Linked DNA regions of Mus musculus: region 2 is linked to region 1. A link is a loop called in an ENCODE intact Hi-C map of the cell type or tissue named here. Cell type or tissue: heart. All regions are shown on one strand. Links, peaks and the distances in the headings refer to the core of each region. The heading gives the core; the rest is flanking DNA. Region 1 overlaps Notch2 (notch 2). Region 2 overlaps Gm5544 (predicted gene 5544).

Region 1 (2,909 bases), core at 319-2,818:
AGTCGCTCCAGAACACAACTGAGCTAGGGGCTCATTCTGGGTAAGCAGCAGATGCCTGCATTAAGTGTGGCTAACGACTAGCTCTGTAAGTGAGATGGGATGGCACACGGGATCCTTCAGAGCATCAGGACACTCCATGTTTAGAGGGTTCCGGTGGGAAACGGCTCCGGAGGCTTCCCACTGTGTGAAGCTGGAGCCTGAGGTGGAGCTCCTGTCTGACTTGGTCTGCTCTGCTCTGACCACCCCAGTTGTCTCCTACTTTCTCTGCAATCATGGGGCTTGCAGGGGTCCCGGGCTCAGCTCTCTTAGTCAGCTGGGGAACCCCGCGCTGGCTCAGTGCATGGAGTCAGTGAGTCCTGTCAGCAGCTGACCAGCCCTCCTTACCTGGCATGCACAGACAGGTGAAGCCTCCGATCTTATCCAGGCAGGTGGCGTCGTTCTGGCAGGGGTCTGAATGACACTCGTTGATGTCCATCTCACAGCGAGGCCCTGCGTAGCCCTTCAGACACTCACAGTGGAAGGCGCCATCTGTATTCACACACTTTCCTGCATGCTCACAAGGGTTACTGTTGGCTGTAACACATAAGAACCAGTTACCAGGACCGAGCGCTTGCCAGAGTTCCCACAAAGACAGATAACACAGGGCAGTCAGGAATCTACAACCCAAGGCCCCACTTTAAACAAGATCACTCTGTTTTCAGGTTTATTTGTTAACTTATAAGAAGAAATGACAAGAGTGGTCTCCAAATGTGTGCTGTTTTTTTAAACTCTTACTGAGGTAGGACTTTATATTCATTTTATTTATTTATTTTTAGCTATGTGCATGTATATATGTCTGAAACCAGAAAATGAGGTCATATTCCCTGGAGCTGGAGTTGCACGGAATTGTGAGCTGCCTGATGTGGGTGCTAGGAATTGAACTTGGATCCTCTACAAACGTAGTACATAATTAACAGCTGAGCCATCATCCCAGCTCAGGAGCGTCTATTAATAATCAAGTCTAGACTTGCCGTTGCACTGAATTCCCAGAATGCATGTACAGTAAAGGTTGATTGTAAATTACGTGTGTAGAACAGGAAACAGAAATTCAGGTTTGGGTGTAGCAGTCGCTAACGTACAGAACACTCCCGCTGCAGCACTTTCTGAGCCGACACGACACACCTCCAAGTCTAGAAGAGATGCCAGACACTCACCCATAGCACACTCATCCACGTCTTCTGTGCAGTCAGCGCCCTTGTAGCCCTGTGGGCAGGTGCAAATGTACTGCCCGTTCAGGGGGTTGGTGTCACACAGCGCCCCCTTGTGACAAGGGTTGCTGATACAGGCATCATCCAGATGGCACAGGAGACCTGTCTCAGGGTAGAGCGAGAGAAAACACACACACACACACAAAATCTCTCTTAGAGAAATGCTTTTTCTTGTCAAAAGCAGAACCAAACAAACCAATTAAGACCCAGAGGCAACATTGCCTTCACCTGATTCTACACTAGGGACATGCCACAGCCCTCAGCTGCCGCTGACAACCTGGGCATAGGTGAGCACTCTGGGCCAGAGCTCTCAGGGCCGGGCATGTATTTGTGGAGGAACACGGGAAAATGGAGCTATCCTGTGGAGAGTACCAGCATTAGCAAACAAAAATTGCAGGTGTCCAGTTAAATCTGGATTTCTGGTAAGTGTTCATGTAAGTATGTGTCAAATACTCCGTGCTTCCAGAGTTTGACCCAGCATCTTCCTTCTCCAGTGTCACACTCCCTAGTGAGCACGGCTCGCTGGCATCTCACGAGCCTCAGAGCTGAGCACCACCTGTCTGTTCTCCAGCACCCAAGGAATCACATCAGCACATTCCTGGATCAGGTGCCAGGGGGAGGGGGGTGGGGACCTGCCAAGTGCCCAGGCATGAGGAAGCCAAGCAGGGAGGCATCAGGCTCCCTGCTCTGCAGAGTTCTGGTGGGAACCGGATTTTCCAGTCTGCAATTGGCCAAGACTTCTTCCACAAAGCTAGAGGTGTGGCTTTGGGAAAGGCAGAAACACAAGGATGTCTCAAGACTGCCAGGTACAGGTTTCTTGACTGAGCTATCTTCTTCTAGTGGGTTTGCCTGCAGTGCTCCGCCACTCCTAAAACTAGATGCTGTCCAGAAAACAAGGTGACCTGTGCCCTCTAAAGAGTTCTTCCTAAGAGACTCCTAGAGGCACACTCTTCTGAATAAATGGGTATTTCATTTAAACTGTCTCCCTGAGTCCACGGATTGGCCATCTAGTCTGGATTTCTCCGGCCAGAGTCTTGGGGAATTCTACTGGAACAGAATGTCTAGGGAAGATGACTGCCCTTTACTACCAGACTGCATTCCAGAATGGTCCTCAGAGGTGCCACAGGGAAGAGAAGGCCAGAGTGTGCACACTCCGGCCTCCGCCACCTCTAGCTCAGCTGTGCTGTTGGTCTTACCCGCCTTTCCCTCCGGACACAGGCAGGAGAAGGAGGCCACGCGGTCAATGCAGGTGGACCCTGGCGTGCAGGAAGCATAGGCACAGTCATCGATATTCTCGCTGCAGTCATCTCCGCTCCAGCCGTTCACACACACGCAGCCATAGCCTCCGTTTCGGTTGGTGCAGGTGCCTCCATTCTGACAAGCGTTGGGCTGCAACAGACACTCGTCCACATCTTCTGTGCAGAACTGCCCTGTGGGGGGAAAGATGCTGGGTTAGGACCCTTAGGTCATAAATGACTGGCACCCTAACAGCCCTTCACTGAGCTGCCTGAGCCTGATGTAAATGGTACCTACAGCAATCTGTGTCCTCTTATGAAATTTAAGGTGACCCTGAGTTATCCAAATAACACTTATCAGAACAGAAATGGCCTTTCTCGAAGCTCTGGCAACATGAAAACCTATCCAACTAGCCAAACTCTGTAG
Region 2 (2,909 bases), core at 86-2,585, 160 kb after region 1:
GTAAGGCATTTTCTTAATTAGTGATCTATGGGGGAGGGCCCAGCCCATCCTGAGGGGGGCCATCCCTAGGCAAATGATCCTGGGTTCTATAAGAAAGCAGGCTTAGCAAGCCAAGAGGAACAAGCCAGTAACCAGCACCCCTCGAAGGCCTCTGCATCAGCTCCTGCCTCCAGGGTTCTACCCTGTTTGAGTCCCTGTCCTGACTTCCTTCAATGATAAACAGCGATGAGGATGAGTGAGATGAATAAAGCCTTTCCTCCCCAGGTTGCTTTGGTCAGTGTTCCATCACAGCCGTTGTAACTTTAACTAAAACAGATACTATGGTCCCATTCATTTTGCAGGAAGCTAAGTCTTAGAGTAGATACTTTGTGTGTATTAATCTACACAGCTAGTGTAGTGACAGAATCCCAGGGTCTTCTGGACTCTGAAGCCCATTTCTCCTTCACTCAGCAGCAGACCTCAGAATGCTCGAAAGAAGCTTTGAGTAACCTGAATGCATCGTGTGAACAAGGCACACAAAGTGGAAGCCTTAGGCCTCTTGCTCAAGTCTAAATTCAAAAATTGTTTTCTAGGCAGGCTTCAAGATCAACAGAGGAAGATTCGCTTAGAATCAAGAAGAGGACAGATGGGAACTGAGACATGGCTCCGAAGTTAAGAGCACTGTCTGCTCTCGCAGAGGACTGTGGTTCAATTCCCAGCACCCAAATCATCTCTGCTTCCAGTCTTGGGGGATTATAAACTCTCTCCCGGCCTCCCTGGATATAATGCTCACATGTGGTACACAGACATATATGCAGGCAAAACACACATAAAAGAAATAATAAAAGAAAGAAAACTTTCAAAAAGGATAAAGTGTCAGGCATGGGAGTGCACTCCTTTAATCCCAACATTTGGGAGGCAGAGGCAGGCAGATGTCTGTGAGTTCGAGGCCAGACTGGTCTACATAGTGAGTTCCAGGAGAGACTCTGTCTCGACAAAAAAGAAAAAGGACAGAGAACCTCAAAATTAAGTCCCTTATTTCATAGTTCTTTGGAACAGTGTGAGGTGACCTCAGTGCTGAGTGGATCCGGAAGAAAAAGACCAGTTCAGGCCCCCGACTTCCTCCGGATCCACCTCAGTAAGCAGCGGTGACTTATCTCTTATGCTGTGTTCAGTGATCTTGATGAACGAGCCAGTCTCCGTGCCTGCAGCCTTAAACTCCAATTTCAGCAGCTCTGCACTCAGGGGAGAGGGCAGGGAGGGCGTGCTCACAAGCTGCGCTCCTCAGGTCAGCTAAGCTTACTCAGACATGGCCTCATGGGGGCATCAGAGGCAGTGGGTGGGGACTTGAGCCCGAGCCCCCGTGGGCTGGGCTGGGAATTGTAAAGAAACGCTGCTGAGAAGGATTTTGTTGTGGTTGTTCCCTTTGTTTACTTTGGGCAATGCTGTCATTTTTTTAAACTGACCCTTCCCAGATGAGGTCCTCAGTTTTCAGCTGAGTAAAGTCAGGGGCCTTGCCAACGGGGCATTTGAAAAGCTTTGTGGTCAGTTGCTGGAGGGAGTCCTGGGCAGCTGACACCCCTCCCCCACCCAGAGAAACACAGACAGGGCTGCTAACCTGCTGACTGCAGCCATGCGCCTGTAGAGCAGACCATCTTACCCCTCTGCCTTGGTGAGGCACTGTGGAAGGCCAGGCAACTTTCCACGGGAAGGGAGACGTTAGCCATAGCCCTCCCGGCCACTCTCCACCGGGCTCTGGCTCCCGGCCGCGTCCTGCGGGTGCCTGGGCTGGCGCTGGGCTGTAGTTGAGAATTGCTGGCATCCACTTCTTGGCTTAACACAAAACACTTTCCTTCAGGGATATAGATTCACATGGTAAATCCCAACCCAAAGGTGTGTGTGTAATATATGCTTTTCTTTTCTGACTTAAGTTGAACACCATCTGTGCAGCTATGTAGAAATGAGGGAAAAAAAGAAAGTTCCTTTGCTGTATGCTTTTAAAAAATTCTCTAGTTTCTTTTGGACCTCAGATACCAAAGAATGGAGTCTTTTATGTCTAAGATTAGAAACATCTGGTCTGCATGTCTAGGGAAGGCTAGACTATGGTAGGGTGTAGATTGCTAGACTAAGGTGGGTTGCCTTGCCCTTTTGAATTATTGCATCTTGAGTCTTAATGGACTGAAAGTCACTCAACACAACCTCTTAATTTTAATAACATGGAAAGAGGCCAGAGAGGTGAGGACTTACTGTCGGAGAGCTTGTGTCAAAGGTGAACCAGCACTCAGGTCGCCTTTGTCTGATCTCCACTGTAAACTGTGCTTAGGGAGGACTTGAGGACTAAACGGTAAACCACAAAATGCACAACCCCTGTATTTGGGGCCCTCACTTATCTCCAGTTCTGCAGTTTTCCCCGATGGATGTTCAGAAGAGAAGCCTGAGGCTCACACTGTGCCTACTGTGTGCCAGGCAGTTGCATATATTCCTCACCTCATCTTTACAACAGTTCTGTGAGGGAGACCTTGTTATGACTACTTCGTAGGTGATGGAGTTGAGAGGTACAGTTGCCCAGCTGTGCCCAACTAGAACAATGCAGCATCAGGACCAGAATCCAATTTTCTTCTACACTATAGCTCCTATGCACATCACACTTAACAGTCAATACCTTCCAACTTTCAAAACCAAGGCGTCATTTTCCAGATTTTTAATAGTGTAGTTACAGTCATTTAACACACATCAGAAAGCGCATTTTGCCAGGCACAGCTGAGATACCGATGCTATAGCCGTGGACAGTGAACACAAACACTTTTCTTCCAGAACACAGTCCCCAAGGGGAGCCAACAAGTAACCCTTAAAATAAGTCCCACAAAGTAAGACAAGCTGCTAAAGCATGAAGCAGGAGGAGGAGTGGGGAATCCTGGAATCTGGGGAAA

The links. Peaks named below come from ENCODE experiments on the same cell type or tissue, not always from the same donor. Only the 100,000 strongest peaks of a DNase experiment are listed, where the experiment ranks them.
Region 2: it touches region 1 in a loop (1.9-fold over the local background); 2 of 42 quality-filtered maps call a loop at or near these places.

What each region holds. Positions count from the first base shown.
Region 1 is chr3:98,097,864-98,100,772 of GRCm38, reverse strand. Notch2 (notch 2) reads right to left here. Exons shown (of 34, transcript NM_010928.2): 6 at 2,444-2,677; 7 at 1,194-1,349; 8 at 385-573. Among named protein-coding and RNA genes, the nearest start is that of Adam30, 61 kb to the left of the region's middle. In heart, for the core only: a CTCF peak has its summit at 1,297 (motif pointing left); no DNase peak of the experiment used is centred there.
Region 2 is chr3:97,941,077-97,943,985 of GRCm38, reverse strand. The region is part of intron 1 of Gm5544 (predicted gene 5544); the gene reads right to left. Among named protein-coding and RNA genes, the nearest start is that of Gm5544, 12 kb to the right of the region's middle. RefSeq lists an enhancer at 1,099-2,075. In heart, for the core only: a CTCF peak has its summit at 1,299 (motif pointing right); DNase peaks (open chromatin) are centred at 1,225 and 1,615; H3K4me3 peaks cover 848 bases; H3K27ac peaks cover 1,089 bases; H3K27me3 peaks cover 279 bases.